Regions from separate parts of the Homo sapiens genome. Here all the other regions are linked to region 2. Evidence: chromatin loops called from intact Hi-C (ENCODE). Cell type or tissue: MCF 10A. All regions are shown on one strand.

The links. A loop is a pair of places that touch in the nucleus more often than their neighbours do. Peaks named below come from ENCODE experiments on the same cell type or tissue, not always from the same donor. Only the 100,000 strongest peaks of a DNase experiment are listed, where the experiment ranks them.
Region 1: a loop joins it to region 2, with 14 times the contacts of the local background. A loop is called at or near these places in 3 of 110 quality-filtered maps.
Region 3: a loop joins it to region 2, with 9 times the contacts of the local background. A loop is called at or near these places in 3 of 110 quality-filtered maps.
Region 4: it touches region 2 in a loop (4-fold over the local background); 3 of 110 quality-filtered maps call a loop at or near these places.
Region 5: a loop joins it to region 2, with 14 times the contacts of the local background. A loop is called at or near these places in 2 of 110 quality-filtered maps.

What each region holds. Positions count from the first base shown.
Region 1 is chr10:4,539,224-4,543,223 of GRCh38, forward strand. No RefSeq gene overlaps it. Among named protein-coding and RNA genes, the nearest start is that of LINC00705, 110 kb to the right of the region's middle. In MCF 10A, no CTCF peak of the experiment used is centred here; a DNase peak (open chromatin) is centred at 2,258.
Region 2 is chr10:4,342,518-4,346,517 of GRCh38, forward strand. No RefSeq gene overlaps it. Among named protein-coding and RNA genes, the nearest start is that of LINC00703, 40 kb to the right of the region's middle. RefSeq lists an enhancer at 1,562-2,761. In MCF 10A, no CTCF peak of the experiment used is centred here; a DNase peak (open chromatin) is centred at 2,234.
Region 3 is chr10:3,465,396-3,469,395 of GRCh38, forward strand. All of the region lies in intron 3 of LINC02669 (long intergenic non-protein coding RNA 2669), which reads right to left. The region is part of intron 1 of LOC105376360 (a long non-coding RNA gene); the gene reads left to right. All of the region lies in intron 1 of LOC124902538 (a long non-coding RNA gene), which reads left to right. Among named protein-coding and RNA genes, the nearest start is that of LINC02669, 35 kb to the right of the region's middle. RefSeq lists an enhancer at 1,913-3,112. In MCF 10A, a CTCF peak has its summit at 2,058; DNase peaks (open chromatin) are centred at 2,256, 2,996 and 3,886.
Region 4 is chr10:3,196,032-3,200,031 of GRCh38, forward strand. No RefSeq gene overlaps it. Among named protein-coding and RNA genes, the nearest start is that of PITRM1, 25 kb to the left of the region's middle. In MCF 10A, a CTCF peak has its summit at 1,505 (motif pointing right); a DNase peak (open chromatin) is centred at 1,540.
Region 5 is chr10:3,850,474-3,854,473 of GRCh38, forward strand. No RefSeq gene overlaps it. Among named protein-coding and RNA genes, the nearest start is that of LINC02639, 19 kb to the left of the region's middle. RefSeq lists enhancers at 694-1,050, 1,759-2,958. In MCF 10A, no CTCF peak of the experiment used is centred here; DNase peaks (open chromatin) are centred at 1,228 and 2,008.

The sequences.
Region 1 (4,000 bases), 200 kb after region 2:
CTAATAATAAAGGCCATATAGGAGACAGACAAAGAAAAGAAAAGAGAAAGGATTTATTAGTCAGCTACAGTCATAATAATGTACAAAAAAATCCCCACAAAATTGGCTTATAACAATAAGCATATGTTTTTATATTGTGGGTCTTCAAGTAGAGCACTATTTGATCCAGCTCATGCCTGACTGGACAACTCTTGTCTGAGCTGCTGGTTCAAGGACTGGCTGCAAGCTATGGACCTGATTCAGATCTGCTCCACGTATGCTTGTGGTGCATTAGGACCGAAGGTGGTGTAGGACCGAAGGTGGTGTAGTATCCAATTAGGCATTTTCTTCCCATGGCACACCATCAGAGCACAAGAGCCAAGCCATACCATGCAAACGCATGTACATCCTCTGCTTATACCACATCTCCTAACGCTGCATTGGCCAAGGTAAGTTACATGGTTACACACAACAGTGGTTTGGAGAGGTATACTCTGCCCAGAGTGGAAGGTGCCAGGAATGAATATTAGCTGCACAATAACCGAAATTATCACCAAGGAAAAATGAGAGTGGAAAAACATTAAATACTCATCTTAAGTAGGTCCCGAAGCTGGCAATCAATAACAGAAAAGCAATGTCCTACCTCATTCCTTGGAAGAGATAGGAGCATGTTCATCGTTAGCTGCTAATAAAATTCTTTTGATAAAAGGAAGTACCTTTATGCCGTTTCAGGTATTATAAGATTTAAAAAGTGGAAAATCCAGTTATATTTGTTTTATCAATAGGCTTGGGGCCTCTGTGAGTTTCAAGTGGTGGTTTACATTGAGAAATGTATGATTTGATTTTATATTATCAGAAACTGATAGGATTCTATAATTTTAGAAGATGCCCAGCTACCAAAAAAAAAGTCTTATTTCATTTAGTGCGGTTGGGTTCATCTTTCCAAATTGTACAACACCTTCCGAGACTACCATAGGTCCTAACATAGATTTCTTCCCCATTCAAATTTCATTTATTCCTCATCCTCCTGTCAAATGTCATTGGCATTAGTATTTTTATATTTAAATTAGGTATTTATGAATAAGAAAGCACCATATACTCATAGTAAAGTGTTAGAAAATGTGGCATACATAAAGAAAAAATATTAGGTCATGTAATTAGTGATTTGCCACTTGTGTTTTGCTATGTTCATTTCTAGTTTTAGTTATATAGACACATACACAAACACACACACAAGCACACAATTTTTCAAAGCTTCTTGGCCCTCAGTTGGCTATTCAGCCAAAAAAATCATTTATTTCTTAAATTCTGGAATATTTTCAAGCATGTTTTTTCTTTCAATATGACTGCTTGCCCATTGTATCTATTTTCTCCTTCTGGATCTCCTAAAAGATATATATTGGGTCTTTTTGATTTTTTTCCCATGTTTCTCTAATTTCTTGTTCATTATTTCTGTTTGTTGTGCCAAAATGACTCTTTATGGCACTCATTGAAGTTTGTATTTTTGTGGTGTTACTTTAAGATTTCAAGCTGTTTTTTTTTTTTTTTTTTTGATGGAGTCTCGCTCTGTCACCAGGCTGGAACACAGTGGCACAGTCTCAGCTCACTGCAACCTCTGCCTCCCAAGTTCAAACAATTCTCCTACCTCAGCCTCCTGAGTAGCTGTGACTACAGGTGTGTGCCACCATGCCCAGCTAATTTTTGTATTTTTAGTAAATACGGGGTTTCACCATGTTGGCCAGGATGGTCTCTATCTCTTGACTTTGTGATCCACCCGCCTCAGCCTCCAAAAGTGCTGGGATTATAGGTGTGAGCCACCGTGCCAGCTCCCAGCTGGTATTTTTGTATATAGCTGTTGTTGTATTCATGGTTACTATTCTTTCCTTTACATCTTCGGATACTATGACTATTCTTGACTTAAAATCATTTTCACATTTTTCCATTGTTTCCATTCAGATATATATTCTGTACTGTTTTGGACTGTGTACTTTATTATATTAAACTCGCTAAGATATTTTATAATTTTTATTTTATGACACATATAACAGCAAAGTGTTCCCCTCCCAATGTGCTCAATTTTATTTAGGGTGATTTTAGAAGGGCCAAACTTTGCCCTCTGCAGTGCTGGTCTCTAGTCAAATTGTACCACAGAGGCTCCTCCTAGCTCTTACTCTGGGCAGTTACAGCAATATCAGATGTTCCCTGGGATCTGGAATTTCCTGGTACATTCATAGTTCCCAGTGAGTCACACCTCTCTGTATCCTTGCCCTTCTGCATTCCCTTCCAAAACTGACACAGCCCTGGCATTTGCTTTGGCAACAGGATATTAGCAAATGTGACACAAGCAGGCATTTGAAATGTGCTTGTGGATTGGGGCATGTTTTCCCTCTTGCTGCTCTTGAGCCTGACCATCATGACATGAAGCCAGCCCCAGCCTGCTGGAGACATGTAGCCCAGCAGACCAACAGCACCTTTATTAGACACAAAAATGTGGACCCCGGGTCATTCAGGCCCAGCTGGGCATCTGTAGCCAGCTGAGAGGCAACGGTGAGACCAGAGAGATCTCTACCTGAGCCTACTTCCAGCTGTCAGACACTAGGGTGTTGCTTTAAGCCACGAAGTTTGGAGTGGCTTTTAATTTGGTAACAGATAAGTGAAACACAGCTCTAACTTTGATGCCTTTATCACTCTCAGAAGCTGCCCATGGCCCTGTTAGTTCAGCCCTATTCAATGTTGATGTTCCTCTCCTGGATTCTGCTCCATGTAAGTCTTCCATTTTGAGATCTGCAGCCATCACAACAACAGGCATGCACGTGTGCTGTGTGTGTGCCTATGTATATAGGTGTGAGCATGCAGGTGTGAGCATGCAGGTGTGTGTATGCAGGTGTGAGCATGCAGGTGTGGATATTTGCTGTGGAGAAGAGCAGTTGCAGGTAGAGTTCACCTGACATCTTGACCCAGAAATAATTTCACATGTCTAAAACGAAAAAACATTATGCTCCACACAAAGTTTTTAACCCTGGTTTTTATTGTCACTTAGCATAGGTAATACAATTTGCCCCAAAGAATTGAATAGTATTAACATGGAAAGTATAATTTTCAACTTCTAGCTAATTACTTGATATGGATTAACATCTCCTTTTATTTATTATTTCTCTGTTATTGAAAGTCAAGTTTGTCTCCAAGCTTTCCTTATTAAGAACTGCCATCTGTGGGACATCTCTTTACATACACAGAGGTGCATTTGGGAAGCATTTTTTACCTTATTGACGTTAAATACTTGTTCACAGGGGTTTTCTCATGTTCCCTCCCCACCTCTGTACTCTAATGCCCTAATATTACCATAATGCCCAAAGTCACTTAGCCTTGAAAATCCCCAACTACAACTGATTTCAACACTTGATGCTTAGCATTGACTTATTTAGTCATCTTATTAATCGTCATCACTAATTTGTATACAATAAATCTTACCTGTCATATTAGAGTACAAACTTAGTGAGGGCATTGATAACGTCGTTTATACTTTCCATATTCCTTATAGTCCTTGAAGCAGCTGTATACTAACTACCAACTGTTTAACAAATATGTCATGTATCCTCTGCTTTGCACACCACTCTGGGGGGAAGAGTATTTCTCTGACTTTCATCCACTTGTCCTGCAGGTCTCCCTCACATTTTCCTACAAAGTGTTATTTGAATCCTTCAGAGATATTTTATGTTACAGATATGTTATGAGATTACAATGTAAACTACAAGCAACTTCCTCATAAGCCTTGCAATTATAGTCTTACATATTTCCTCATTTTATTCTTCTCAATTTAATGTTTAAAGCCATGCATTAACCCATGGCTTCCAAAGCATGCTCTTTGGGGGAAAATAAAATCTCGGTTTATTTATAGTTACTTACAAACTTTTCTACCATGAGTTAACTACATTTTTTTGGATTATAATAAATTTTACATAAAATATTTCAGAGAATTTAAATAAAAACATACACACTAAGCTTTGAGTAATGTATATAT
Region 2 (4,000 bases):
CACATGGCTATAGATTAAATGTCATCTGCCTCTGCAAAAAGTGGAGAGTTGGGCCATTTTGTTAGAATAGGCCTAAATATTCTTATGGGACAAAAAGAAAAATAGAAAATAGAATGAGCCTGCTAGTTTACCTCACTCTGTGCACAGTAATTCCGGTGCTGCTTCAGATTGCATTTTAATAATGAGTTACCGCAATGCGATTCCACCCCGTACCCACTAGGGTGGCTATAGTAACTATTTTTTTTTTAATGAACATAACAAGTATTGCTGGAAATGAGGAAAAACTGGAACCCTCACACATTGCTGGTGGGAAAGGACTATGGTGAAACCACTGTATCCACTGTGAAAAAACGGTTGTTGGTTTCTCAGAAAGCTAAAGGTAGAATTACCCTATGACGAAGCAATTCCACCCCAAGGTATATACCCCCCAAAACTGAAAACAGGTGTTCAAACAAAAGCTTGTGTATGAATAATCATAGCGACATTATTCATAATAGCCAAAAGGTAGAAATAAACCAAATACCCATCCACGATTGAATGGATAAACCCAACATGGTCCACCCATACAATGGAATATGATTTAGGCATAAAAAGGAGAAAAACACTAACATGCGCTCCCACATGGATGAACTTGGAAAACGTCATGCTAAGTAAACAAAGCCACACACCATCTGACTCCATTTAGATAAAATCGCGGGAATAGGCAAATCCACACAGACAGAAAGCAAATTGAGAGTTGCTAGAGTCTGCAGAGAGGAGAGAATGGGGAGTGACAGCTTAATGTGTGTGGGGTTTCCTTCCGGAGGGATGAAAACATTCAGGAACCAGAGAGTGATGACATTGGTGCGGCACTGTGCTTGTACTACATGGCTCTGAGTTGTTCAAATTAAATGGTTAAGATGGTAAATTTTTGTATGAATTTTAATAAAGTATTAGTTGGTTGCTTTTTAAAATTGCTTGACCATTTATGTCTTTATAAAGTAAGGAATATGTTTCTTTTAATAGGGCTCAAAAACTAAAGATTCTGAAACAGTCTCTAGATAACCTTGTAACTGCTGCTTAGACTACGAGGTAGTAATCTGACAAATTTCTAAATTACATATGACTTTTAAATTGTTTTTAAAAAATTATTGTATAGTTGGTAAGCTCCTATTTGGAAACAAGGGAATAATGAATTCTTAAAAGAGCAAGATTCTAGAGATTTTCTGTGAGAATCAGAGGATAAAACACTTTTATTAGAGTCAATGAAGCCATGTGCCCCTAAATATTTTATTTTCAAATTTAAAGTGTATGATTGATTGTCCAAGCTGATAATCAGCACCAACCCTCTCTTGTTTTCCTCGTGTATAATTTATATCCTATTATTTTGAAGAAAGACCCAAGGCAACTGTGCTATCCACATGTGTACATTGAGCCGCAGTCTTCCAGCTGTGCAGTTTCCGGAGCATTAAAAGAGTTATTCTCTCTTAAAACACAGGCTCACATGCCTGAAGTCCCACTCTTAGAAAATGATTTGATTTCTCCTTTCATCCAGGATCCTCTGATAAAGTGCCACTAATGACTCCTGGAGACAGCAGAGCAATGGGGCCCAGGCCAACTGCGTCTTCAGAGTCTGCACTTGTGACAGAAGGGGGCATCTATGTGGAAACCTCAGCATCTTCTCAGTGCATCTATTCCACAGCTGATCTGGGCCAGCTTGAGATTCCCTCTCTCACAGCACCCTCCACCCACCTCACGGAGGAGGCAAAACTATCTCTCAACTTTCAGTGTGAGAGTCTGAAAATGGGGAAGCTTTAAGAAAGACAGGTTTTTTTTTTGTCTGTTTGTTTGTCTGTTTTGTTTTTTCCTTAAAGCCCAAGGCTACCATGTTTATTTCTGGCTTTGGGTTTCTTTCTTGAAAAAAACCCTTTGATAGAAAGCACACCTTGAGTGACCTGCGCACCTCTCCTTTGACACAGATCCATTTTGTTTGGGGAAGTTGCATGGGAGGCAGAGTTGAAGCTGCTGCAGAGGTTTGTATTTCAACAGATCATTCCAGCTATCCACGCTCAGCGCCAGGGAATATGGAGACTATAACATAGTATGTGGCTGACGCAAGTTGCCTACATAACTCAGACGAGAGCTCCACACCCTGGGGCTGTGCCTCGCCACTTCTGTGGAAAACATTCTTCAGAGCTCTTTGGAACAGGATGACTCACATCAGGGGGTATTTTTAGGAATCTGTGAACTTGCATTTAGCTTAGAGATGCAAGATCCATCCAGAGGAGCTCTGAGCCATTACACACGGGCTGTTTTGAATGTTGTAATTCAACCACGGTTTCTTGGTCTACGATTGAATCATCCTCCAGTTAAGCATCAGAAGAAAACAGAAAAAGACTGTTGCTACAGCAGGGCATTTGATAACATGCTAAGGAAATCAGTGCCGGCAGCGGCCCCATGTATATTTTTACAGAAGAGCACCTGCTTGTTCCCAGCTCATCTTGCAATACTTGCTTAAATTTTGCAAATTCACTCCTAGAAATTTGTTGGATTGCATTAAAATATCAACACTGAAATTAGAGGCAGGTGTAGTCAAATGCATTAAAATGCCACTCTAAGCAAGGTCAGCTATACATAGTGCTCATTTATTTGCAGCTTACCTTTCAAACCACTGGAGAGAGGGGCAAATTGGAACAGCAGGTGCGGCCTGTGGAAGCTTTAAGCAGCATGAGACAGTTTCCCCCTGGAAGGTTGGGACCTCCCAGATACGTGTGTGTATATTTGTGTGTGTTATGTATGCATGTGTGTTGTATGTGTTTAAGTGTGTGTGGTTTTTTAATTTTTGTTTGTATGTATGTGCATTTGTTGTGTGTGTGTGTTTGTATGTGTGTAGTTTAGTTACTAAATAATCAGTTCCAGGTAAGAACAAATCAGTCCATCCATCAACCAATGAACAGATGAGTTGTAGGCAGACCTTTCAATGCTGAGAAATAGAATCTTTGTTTCAGTGTCAGGATAAGGAAATTCTGCTGTCAAATGTCCAGAGAATAAGGGTTAGCATTATTTGGGCTTGGAGGCAAGAATTTCTCATCTTCCAGTAATGATCAAAACCTGAACAAATCTAATAATATGTAAATGTCCAAAAAAAGAAAGAAAGGAAGAAGGAAGGGAGGAAGGAAGAAAGAAAGGAAGGAAGGAAGGAAGGCAGTGAGGGAGGGAGGGGCAAAAATGGTGAAGTTTATGAATTAAAGGAAAAAGGAAAGATTTTAGTCAACTTAAATATCGTATTTCTTTCACAGCTGAAGTTTTCTTCGTACATGTTTACGTTTTTTTTTTTCTTCCCTGCCTGATATTTTGATTATTTTTGCTGCTGGTTTGCCAGTATGTAAAATTTTCTCACTGACTGTCCCTTGCCAGAACATGGAAGTCTGTGTTGATTGTTACACTACCTGGGTTGACCAGGGTTTAACGTAAATTCATGAACTTAACAGTGGATTCTTCTCCAAGTGGAGCTGTGATGACTAAGAGCACTCCCAGTTGACTTCCATTTCACAAACTTTCCCCCTTTCACTTCAGTATTATTAAAACAGATGGTGCCTTTCCAGTCCAGCAGGGAACTACAAAAACCAATTTTAGAGAGTAAATTGGAAAGTTGATGTTTCCTTTTAAACAAACAAAGGAGAGCTGAACTACCTCAGCCAAGAAAGAAAACCAGATCTCAAATGTTAACCTAAATTCAAACTACTATAAAGCAGTCTTTTGCTGAAAAACAAAGCACAGAACATTACATGGGACCCTTCAGTGAAAACTTTGATCATAGTTTTCATGTTTCTGTCAGGGTGAAAAGAAGAAATAGCAGTCTCTTTTGACAGTATTTTTGGTCTGGCCAAAAATAAGGACGTATCAGATAATCCATGCAAAATGTTGTTTTGATGTAATTTCCAGTCATCTTTCCAGACTCAAAAATATTTGGCTAAGAAGCAGCTGGAGGCTAGAGCCAGAGTTGAGTCTCACATGGTCA
Region 3 (4,000 bases), 880 kb before region 2:
AGTCCTCATATTATGGTCTTATAACTGTCAACCTGATGAGCATTTTTTAAAGTGATCTCTGGACAAACATTCTCCTGGCTGTGAGGACAAGCTGCAGTTCGGACCAGCCTCCTGTGGAAGCAAACATGCAGTCACTGGCCTCCAGAGTTTGGCTTAACACAGCTCTTCCTCTTCCTGAAAGTTACAGCAGGAAGCCGTTTTCAACGTTGCTTGTAAAACTGTAACTTCAGCATTACACAAACTTCAGGAATGAAAGCTCACCTGCAGGAACATGAGTGAATATAAACAGGGGTGCCTAGAACCACTGCTCACAGCTAGAAGCCTGCGCGGGAGATGGGGGTGACAGGATAGGAACGGGGCGGCTCAGGCCCCAGCCATGGCACCATCACAGAGTGCGTGCCTCCCTCCTGTTTTCATGCACGTGGCACATGCCGGAGGCAGCCAGGTCACCAAGTGGTCAGAGCTTTCCTCTGCTTTACACCACGTAGGACCCATCTGAGCATTTTCCGGAATAATTATAGGGTGATTTTTCAGGGAACGTGGGCAGTGTTTCTATTTTCAACTTTAAGTTTCATGGAGGAAATTTTTAGAGTAAATGGTGTTATGTATATGGCTATATTTCAGCTAAAATCTGTATTCAGTTGGTTTAAGATTTGAAGGAAAGAATAAGGAGATTATAGATTGGAGACTGGCTTCTCAGGAAGTTTCTACAGAATCTAATCTTATCTCATTGCTTGTATTTGTACTTCTCTATTCAGAAACAACTAACAATATAGAGTTTTTCATCTTTTCGGAACCATTAGAGTTTGTTCTTTTTTTTTTTTTTTTTTTTTTTTTTTTTTTTTTGTGAGACGGAGTCTCGCTCCGTTGCCCAGGCTGGAATGCAGTGGCCTGATCTCAGCTCACTGCAAGCTCCACCTCCCGTGTTTATGCCATTCTCCTGCCTCAGCCTTCCGAGTAGCTGGGACTACAGGCGCCCACCACCATGCTTAGCTAATTTTTTGTATTTTTAGTAAAGACGGGGTTTCACCGTGTTAGCCAGGATGGTCTCGATCTCCTGACGTCATGATCTGCCTGCCTCGGCCTCCCAAAGTGCTGGAGGCCGTGAGCCACCAGCTACAGGCGTGAGCCACCGTGCCTGACCTCGACTTTGTTCTTAAAAATGTAAAAATATCTATTTTTTTGCAGTTTTCCCTTTTGGCAATAAAAGTATCATTATATATTAGGTCTTTAATATATATAATGCCATTAATAGATATAGACTTTATTAATGAATGTTAGAATATATAATGTGTGTGTATATTATATATTCTAACATTCAGTGTATATATATATATATACACACACACACATTATATATTCTAACATTCAGTGTATGTATATAAATATACACACACATTGTATACTCTAACAGTCATTAATAAAGTCTATATAGAATGAAAATTATGACATTTAGGTTCTTACTGACTGAAGCCATTTTAAATATTAGATGTTAGTGTAACTTTTTTGATTGTTCACAGACTATTCAATGTCTGAAGTTGTTTTACTATCTTCAAGGGCAAAATAAAATTCTTTGTACACTTGCTTGAGTTTTCTTTGTTTACCTTGAGGATGAGCTGGTGAAGACTTAAAGGCAAATTGAATGCATCTGGTTTCAGATCCAATGAGTGCAGCTCACAGAGGGTTTTCTTAAAAAGGCATTTGTATCTTTTGTAGAAGCACATTGGAGATCTTTCACAAGCCCTTGAAGAAGTCAGGAATAAAAAGTTGCAACTTCCCCGGGAGAGAGCAACTCTGACCCTAAAAGTTAACGTTACATCCCAAACGTGGAAAACAGGAAATTTCAGATGGGTTTTGGCAAAACACATAGTGCCACTCCTTCTCTTGGTGTGCTAAGTTTTCCCAAGTCTGTGTACTCCTTATAGCGCAGGAATTCTCCAAAGGCCAACATTTCAGTTCCAGAAAGAGAAATAGAATCAACGGCAACAACAACAAAACAACTTTACCAAGAGCAAGCAAATTGCCTCGTCTTGGTGACTCCTCTGCAAAACTGCAAATTCCACCCCCGTGCGGCGGGGCAGGACATCTCCCAGACAGCTGGGGACACCCTTTCCAGCGGGAGCGGGAGGCGCTGTTGTTCAGGAAAGGAAGTTGTGTGTTTGTGAATGAGCGCACTTTGTGGTTCATGTGTTTGGGCAGGACAAACTACACCACAGGGTTGGGCGGGGCTGTGTGTGCTGGGCACGTACGCTTCTTTGTTTTGTCAGCTTCCCGAGAGATCAGGGAGAGCATAGATATATCCCTTTTTCAGTTCAGAGGAAAACACCTAACAACAACCTCAACAAACACAACAACAACAGCAAAAGGACGAAGCGTGAGCCAGAAATTCCATCTGCGTGAGTATGCTGGGAAAAGCCTGGCGAGGAATCCTGGTTGGTGAAAAACAGATTCGGTGCTTATTGTTCTGCTCTGTAAGTCACCAAAGAAATGTGGGCGTGTGCTGCTGGAAAGAAAATAGACTTCCACAAAAAGTATGAATCACTTTTGTTAATTGTCAAAGAAAATATATATTAAGTGATTACTTAGCTTCTGGAATTAAAACAAAATGAAAACAAACAAGCATCCTCTGTCTCTCAATACTTTTAAAACTGAAGATGGCAAAATAAGGCAAACCAAAGCCACCAGTGCATCTTGGCATGGTCAGCAGAGGAGGGCAAGTTTTCTAAAACCTTAAAAAGTATCTTGGTGTCATGAGCCTTAGAGTTATTTGAAATGCAGTTATGTGAAACCCCCCTCTATCTTTCATGAAGCCTCAGAAAGGAGTCCAGGGAGCCGGGGTTTGTGGAAGTTAGAATTTATCTGATGATCCAGAGCTGCTTCTCCCCCACGATAGGTCACCGTGAATCGGAGTATTTTGTGGTTGGCCTTTTCAAACAGGCAAGCATTTGGTGGTTTGTCTTTTGTTTAATTTGTTACCAGATCACACAAGATATTTTTCAACAGAATTTCAGAAAGCATCTTGGGAAATCCACAAAAATGGGCTGAGTCATCTAACCAGAAACAGTCCACACCACATCTGACTCTGAATGCCTGGCTTTTCTTTCTTTGGGGAGAAAGTTCTCAGCATCAGTTGGATGAAAGGGCAGGGAAGTCGAGATTGATTTGGGGTTTACAGGGACATAAAGAGAAATTACCAGCCCCAGACTCTGAAAATTTTTAAGGTATCAGAAAAGTGCTTGTGATAGAACCTGATGATTGCTTTTGGTGCCTGGGATGGTTATTAAGGGTCAAAATAATGTGGAGATGCCATCATGGAAAAGTGACTGTGATATGAATCTGTTGCTAAAAATGATGATTTCAAGGAGCAGAATGACATTCCATCCACCTATGACACGCACTTCACATTTGGTTAAGGGTTAGGCCAAGAGCTTTTTTTCTTTCTTTCTTTCTTTCTTTCTTTCTTTCTTTCTTTCTTTCTTTCTTTCTTTCTTTCTCTCTCTCTCTCTCTTTCTTTCTTTCTTTCTTTCTCCCTCTCTCTCTCTCTCTCTCCTCTTTCTTTCTTTCTTTCTTTCTTTTTGTACAGCTCTTGCAGCTCTAAACCCACAAAGCAGGTTAGGTTTCCTCTGGCCTGTGACCTAATCTTTAGTATTAGAGGAGGCACTGATTTGTTTGCTCTGATGTAAGCCCAAAGGGAATTTGGCTTCTTGATTTATAACAGGATTGGGTTTCAGGCCTCTAACAGTTAAAACCGGTCTTCAGCAGAGACTCAAGCAGGGGGAATGAAAGTTACACAGTGCGTGGATTAGTCCTTTGGTGTTTTTGACACAGTTTCTTTTCATAGGAGAATCTTATTTCAAATAGGGAGGCGTTTCCCCGTTTTAGAAAATGCTTGTGAAATGCATGACTCATTACGCCCTTGCAAAGAGCCAAAAAAAGTTCTGCAGAGTCTAGGACAGGACTAAACCGCAGCTAAGTCTAATATTTCAGTCTTGCTGAAACA
Region 4 (4,000 bases), 1.1 Mb before region 2:
TCTGAACGACTGCCTTCTAGAATGTCTAGTTTGCCAAACATCAATTTGTTAAAATTACAGGTTTATTGTTTCTTTGAAACCAACTTACCCCACATCAGGCCACAAACTGAATATGTAATTCCAGGGTACTGAGCCTGGCTGGTGTTGACGCTGCTTCACTTTCTTGTTTTCTTTTTTCTTTTCTTTTTCTTTTTCTTTTTTTTTTTTTTGAGATGGAGTCTCACTCTGTCACCCAGGCTGGAGTGCAGTGGCACGATCTCAGCTCACTGCAGCCTCTGCCTCCCAGGGTTCAAGCAATTCTCATGCCTCAGCCTCCCAAGTAGCTGGGACTACAGGCGCCCGCCACCACATTCGGCCAAGTTTTGTATTTTTAGCAGAGATGGGGTTTCACCATGTTGGCCAGGGTGGTCTTGAACTCCTGACCTCAGGTGATCCGCCCATCTCGGTCTCCCAAAGTGCTGGGATTACTGGTGTGAACCACTGCGCCCGGCCAACATTTCACTTTCTAAAGCCACATTTTTAAGGTACGCAGCCCACGCTTCATGCCGGGCCTGGGAGGGGGTTCCTGGTTGTAAACCTGTCTCTGACCTCCCAGCTGGCTCAGAGATGTCCCCAACCCAGAGTCCAGAGGACAGCCCACTTTGGGGAGGAAGCTCGCTTGGGGTCCTGGGTGTAAAGCCAGCCAAAGCAACACCACATTTCTGGCCTTGGCTGGAAAAGGGCAGCTGAGAGCATCACCCCTGTCTGCCGGCCACGGTCTTCTCTCTCCTCTCAGAAACGGGTCTTGGATCTCTTCAGATCGTGTGTCCATCAGGCTAGACTGGGAACCAGTTTTCAGTTGTAGCCTTTCTAAAGAGGCGTCACTATTGTTTCTGTTTCTATTTCAGCTTTCTATCACGTTCCCTCAGTCCAGGGAGACCTGGGCATGGAATTCCCATCTCAGCTCGGCCTCTGCCGTGGTCTGCAACTTGCTGGCGGTCTCCCAAGAGTCATCCCAGCAAACGTGGGGGCTCTTTTGTCCTGTTATGTGAATGGCCACCACGGGGAACATTCCCGCCCACTGGGGCCTGTGGGGGCTGTGTTCACCCCGGGGTGGGGAGGGGGGTCTGGCCCTGCAGGTGGGTCCTCAGGCCCCAGGCAGGGGTGTCCTTGGATGAGCTGTCCTGCTGGGGGGCCATGCAGAGCTGCCGAGGAGAAGGAACAGGCAATGAGGCCGAGGCCAGGGGCGTCCCCTCGCTTCCTTCCAAGGCTTCCTTCCGGGACCTCTCATCTTGGAGGCTGCTTTTTCTTTTGGTTCATTTCATCTGGATTTTACCAAGGAGAAAAATGCACTGGGGGAAGCAAGGAGTTACAGGCCGAGGGCTGAGTGGTTTGCTTTAGTCCTGCACACCCCAGACACCCCGGCCGCTTTCCCAGCAGTCCAGGAATTAATTCCAGGAATGCTCTGCGTCCCAGCCTCCTGCAGCGGGACTCTCTGTCCGCTGCTTCCAGCCGAAGGCCACCGGAGGGCAGCAGAGGCCTGGCTGAACCGGGCCGGGCGCTGCCGAGACTCTGGGAACGTCTCCCACTCAGTCTCCCTCGTTCTACAGCTGGTAGCAGGCAGGTGCTGCTGGTTCCTTCCATCAGGAGGGAGTGACCGCTGACCATTGCGTTACCACATGGAGCAGCGAAAGGAGACGTCCCCATCAGGTCTTCCAGCAACGGCAGCTCAGAATTTTCACTGGGATCTCTCAAAAATGCATTCATTTAAGGGATAGCTGTCTGTTTGTGGATTTCTTAGGGTTGAGTCATTACACGAGGCTTATCAGGGACAGGGATCAGTGCTTCGGTGTCACTGGTGAAAAGAAGCTCATAAAACAACTTTCGGGATTAGCTCATTCGCCAGTGATTGCGACTGTGGCAAACCACACTGCCCCCAGCACGGCGGGTGTCAATTATGTGACACAGACTCTAAAACGAGGTGATGTTAAAGAGGCTTCATAAAATTGTCTTGTATACAACTCCCAGAATATTACTTAGGAATATAGTTCCACTGAGTGCAAATGCAGTCAATATTTATTTGAAAATGTGAAAATCTAGCCAATTGGATATATGCAGGTGATTGAGATAATTCAAACTTTAATGTCTTTTTGAATATTGCATTCTCTTGTTTATTCTTTGGCATTTAAACCAGTCTGAAGCTCAGCTGATTCTCATGATTTAGGATTGGAATGCCCAGTGTTTCAGGTGAATCGTGTTTAGGGCTAATTTGGGCTCTGAGAAGGGCCCATTCGTTACTTAAGAAGTGCTTGGTTGTCTTAGCCAGCTCGGGCCGTGACAAAATACCGAAGACTGAGTGACTTCAGCAGCAAACAGGGATTCCTCACAGTTCTGGAGACTGAAGTCTAAGGTCAAGGCACCGGCAGATTCACTTGCTGATGAGGGCCTTTTCCTGGTTGAGAGAGGGCACCTTCTCACTGTATCCTCACATGGGGGTGGGGGAGAGAGAGAGAGGAGAGACAGAGAGAGGAGAGGGAGAGAGAGAGAGCTCTGCCCCCTTCCTCTTCTTTTTACAGCGCTGGTCCCATCGTGGGGCCCCAAGTCATAGCTTCATCCAACCCTCATTGTCTCCCCAAGTTCCTGCCTCTAAATACTGCCATATGAGGGGCTTGGGCTTTGACATGAATTTTTGGGGTGAACACAAGCATTCAATGCATGCCCAAGGGGACACTGGTGGTCATGTGATGGCCGAATTGTGTCTCCCAGGAAATCCTACATGGAAGCCCCAACCCCTGGGACCTCAGATTATGACTGTATTTGGAGATAGGGTCTTTAAAGAGGTAATTAATGTAAAATGAGGCCATCAGGGTAGTCTCTAAACCACAGGGTTGATGTCCTGATAAGAGGAGGAGATTCGGATGCAGGTGCACACAGAGGGACGACCCTGTGAGGACACAGGGAGAAGACGCCGTCTGCAAGCCATGGAGAGGACTCAGGATGAACTGGCCCTGCCCACACCATCATCTCAGACTTGCAGCCTCTAGGACTGTGAGAAATACCTTGCTGGGAGTTAAACCCCCAGTCTGTGGTGCTTTGTGGCGACAGCCCTCGTGCACAGAGACACCAGGCTGGGGAAGCGTGGCTCAGCCTTGAAGAAGCAGCAGAGAGATCACACAGATGGAGACAGATGTGGGGAAGGGATCCAGCCACTGGCCTCAGCTTTTCTGCACCCCCTTAGCTCCTGCTGACCTGGAGGTCTCTCCCAGCCTGGGTTTAGTTTTAGTAGAAATCGGGGCAGCTTTCTCACACATTCAGGCAGAACAAACACAGAACAGACGGTCACGTGCACGGATGTCATGGGGCAAACTGAAGCACAAACACACACGGGCCTCACCTGCCCAGCGCAGCCCCAGGGTCCCCAGTCTGGTTAGGGTCCCTGGCTGGTTAGGGTCCCTAGCTGCTTAGGGTCTCCTCCACTGTCAGGGCAGGTGAGGCCCATTTGTGTGTCTGGGCCGGGACCAGAGTGAGAATTCAGGTTGTGGTGTCAGCAGGCGAACAGGGAGGTGAGGAGGGCAGCTTGCAGGGACCAGCAGGTAAGGCAGAAGAGGAACTTCAGACACAGAGAAGTAAATGAGGAAGCAAATCGCAGCACACAGAGGCATCTGCGGGGCTCGTTTCTGGAAGGCTGAGGATGGAGGAGTATGTGTGTGGTCTCAACCATGCGTCAGGAAACCCACTGAGTCAAAGCTGCTCGCCCTGGCTCAGGTGCTGCTGGCTGCTCCTGGCTGCCTTACAGCCTTCTAAGAGCCCGCTGGAAACTCTCCAGACCTGGCGGCAAGCAGGTCCCTAGGTGTCAGGACTCATGGCTGCAGGCTTATTCCCTAGGCTCAAGGCCACCATCCTGCGAATGAGGCAAACGATTGGAGCCCTGTCCCATCTGATCATAACTGATGCTTGCAAGTCTTATAAAACAAGTAAAAACTGAGCACTTACTGTGTGCCGGGTGGTCTGTTTGGGGTTG
Region 5 (4,000 bases), 490 kb before region 2:
GCTTTTCAGAGTGATCTCAAGCCTATGTCCTTATCGGAAACATATTTGTCTGGTCATGACTGACTGTTGGAATCTGTCTGGAAGCACACATGGGAAACACCTGGTATACCTGGTACCTGGTGTACCTTGTATTACCCTCAGGGCTACATGGATTGTGTTGAAAGCTGTCTTTTAACATGATGCCCATCTTTGGTTGTGATGACTTATTTTTTAGAAATTAGTCGGGTTAAAGTGAGCCACACTTCTCCATGGACATTCAGCATATAGGATGTCACAGCAAGGAACACAACTGCAAGTTAGGAGCTGGCATTGAGTCAGGGCACGGAGCAGAGGCTGTATCTCGAGGAAAAACAGTCGGCGTGAAGTTGTGTGAAGGGGGCATAAAAGTGACTCAGAACTCCGTCTGATCGTGGAGGACTGAGAGGGCAAAAGTTCTTGCTTGGCGGGGCGTGGTGGCTGATGCCTGTAATACCAGCACTTTGGGAGGCCAGGGTGGGTGGATCACTTGAGCTCAGAAGTTCCAGATCAGCCCTGGAAAGTTGGTGAGACCCCATCTCTACAAAAATTAGCTGGGCGTGGTGGCATGTGCCTGTAGCCCCAGCTCCTAGGGAGGCTGAGGTGGGAGTATTGCCAGAGCCCAGAAGGTCACGGCTGCAGTAAGCCAAGATGGTGCCGCTGTACTCCAGTCCGGGTGACAGAGTGAGATCCTGTCTCCAAAAAAAAAAGATTAGAAAGTTATTGCTCAAGTGATATTTCCATGAAAGTACAACTTAGTGACAAATTACCCATTATTTGAACGCTACAACTTTCACAGAACAAGTTGGACAATGTGTATAGAAGCAAGTTTCTTAACAAACAAGCTATATTACTTAGGAGTAAGGAAGGGGAATGTGGCATCTCATTTCAGACTCTTAACTTCCTCTTTTGAGTCTGACACATCTTCTATATTTTCTTAAGGCCTCCCAGAAGCAAACAGGCAAGGCTGGAAAAAGGAAGTTAAATAGTGATTTGCTCAATTTGAAAGAAACATAACTTTTTCACATGATACCAAACGTTTCCCAAATGAAACACTCCCTACCCTGCCCCAGCATGCAACTTTCCAACTAAATCTGGCCCAAGTAAGTCGTCTCATCAGCTGGATTAAATATACTTTCTTCATCTTTGGCTGGGTCTTACCAAAATGAGTGATTCAACTTCTTAGGAGAGATTGCTGCAAGGGTTACACCAACAGATAAATATGGGAATTTCTTTCACACTTGCTCGTTTCAGACCAATAGCAGAGCTAGGTAAACAGTGATCTCATCTTCAGTCACACAGTTTTGCTGACATTACAAAGAAAGGTGTCAACACAGATTTAAGGTGGCTGTCAACTTACTGAGTCCATCATTTTGGCTTTTGAGTTTTTCACCATAGAGAGCTAACTGAGAAAAACGAAAAACTTTTTTTTCTACTTTTTTTTTAAACTAGAAAAGCAATGGCTGCTCCTTAAATATATGTAAAGAATAGAAAGAAGAGAGAAAGGTACTAATGTATCCCACCACCTATATGGAAACAGTATTCATATTTCTCCTTGATTCTGAAACATTTATGATCTTTGCAGGGAAATTTTTGGTATGTTTCAGGTAACTGTAGATGAGAGCTCTTTCTTTTCAATCAGTTCTGAGAACTTGATATCTTAAGTGGTTCTTTAAGTCCAAAATATTTCAGTTGAGTTAAACTTTAACCAACCTAGGTGATTAGTGTATATGCTCTAAAACCTTGCGGAACACTTTGTATCAACAAATAACACAAACCCTGAATTCCTGGAGCATGTATTATGTTTATATTCAAACATAACCCTGAAATGTGTTCTTACTCTAAGTATCTCAGACACATTCTTCTTATTTGAAAGCTTCGTGTATTACTCAACAACCTCTAACATATCTCAGCGATGTTAAAGACACATAGAGAAGAAATGACATCATGAAGCTGATTCTGTTCTTTCAGCTTTGTGTTTAGCTAATGCTGAACAGAGCGGTGAGTCATGCAGTCCTGTGACCAGCCAGGCGCTTTTCCAATCAGAGTCTGTTAAGATCTTTGACAACAGTACCTGTAGTTGTTTGAAGAGGAGGTTTCAGTAGTGACCTGTACCCTTGGTAATAACAGGCTTTATAGGTAACAAAATGTGTTCTCTGCCTACTGAATAACAAAACACCAATCATGAGATAACGCTTAGTAAAGCTGACTCATTTCCTCCTTTACAGATGAAAGGAGTTGTCCAAGAAATGACTATCTCAGAGGGAAATTTTCCTTCAGGTCATTACGTGAGTCTCTTTAAAGCATGGCGGACTGTAGCATTAGGTTTTCAGTTATTAGGTATATTAAAAAGTAAATTTTATTATGAAATAATATCATACATTTAAAGCCCGGTCCGGTTTTATCTTGAAATATGTGATAACTCCTGGTTTCAGATGCGATTCAGAAGAAATAGGTTGACTTGTATCATCAGGTGTCCAGAAGATTAAAATTTCTGTTTTATTAAAATGTGGAATTCACGTTTGTTTTCAGCCAAGCAAGGTTTGGTGATTCTGCAGCTGTCACCCTCAGCATCTCTGTAGGACAGCCTCTTGCCCCTCTTCACCCAGGTCTGCAGGAGGGTGGCAGCGTGGCTTGGGAAGGCTGGGTGGCGGGAGCTCAGAGGGGGTGCAGTGTTCCCACCACACAGCGGCGGCTCAACTGCCCAGGCTGTGGGGTTTCCAGCTGTGTCGTGTTGACTTGAACCGACTCAGCAGGCGGTGCCCTCCTGGAGCACCTGAAGCCTCCAGAGAAATATGATGGAAAACCAAGAGGCCTCCACCTCCCTGACTTGCTGCGACCTCCTGGGCTTTGCAGCCAGGCTGCTTTCGTGGATGCAGTCCTCGAAGCTAGTTTGGAAGACATTTATTTTTAAATATACAGGAAGCCAAATACGTTGAGAGAAAAGCCGCCTAATGCATTCCTCTGTTCATCTCCAAAGTCATAGCTGGTTTTCTAGACCCGATTTTCATCAGACTTTCCAAAGACAGAAAGAGTCTCCTCTACATAGGGCTTCCTTCTTTGCCTTCATCTGTAATGCGAGCCTTGCCCTAGGTTGCCTCTCTCTCTCCTTGCTCCGCCTGCTTCGGAATTCTCCTGTCATTTCAACAGTGGTACCAAGCTTTTTGTTGTTAGGAAATCACAAATTCTGAAACACACTCAACTGAGCAGATTTAAAAATAACCTAGGCTTCTCTACTATTTGGGTAAGGCCACTTGCTTGTTTGGGGTTGCTAATGGGAATAAGAGACTATGTGTGATTACCTCTAGAGCCTGCTTGTTTGCTCTGAGGAAAGTTTTATTGAAGAGCCACAGGCTGCGTTCCAGAACACTGGCCAAACACTTTGCACATGTGTGCTGTTGGGTCCTAGCACCGTCCACTCCACTCCTGGGAAAGGAATATGCCCTGGGGACGGAGATCTCCTTGCAGAATGCCTGTGTGGGCTGCATCTAATAAGGTTTTTTAGGAGTGGTTATGGCCCCCTGTTGGGTTCCTAATAAAAGCCCGTTATCATTTTTAGCTTCTGGAAATCCACAGGTCCCTAATTTTGTAAAAGGTGCTTTCCATGCCTTGCAGTCTGTTCTCCCAGGGAAATTTAATCTGAATACTATGTTGCAGGGTGGTGGTTGGGAGGTAATTGCTAATACATTGTGGGCCCAGAATAGACTGGTCACATTGTATTTCTCCCTTTTCACCCTAACAAATCAGAAACCGGATGATACTGTTTGTATTCGGAGTCTGAGAGTCTCAGCCTCGCCTTATCCTTCACCAGCCCGGACAGCAGCTAGGACTGAAGGTGCACGTGCCCATGTTTTCCTCCCAGCCACCCGGTTCCCCGCTCTGTCCCTCACTGATCTGTGCATAAACTGGGCAGGTCTACTTAGATCTGCTTTATACAGCAGGCTTTTATATAAGCGTTCATTTGAAAACCAAGAGATGTATAAAG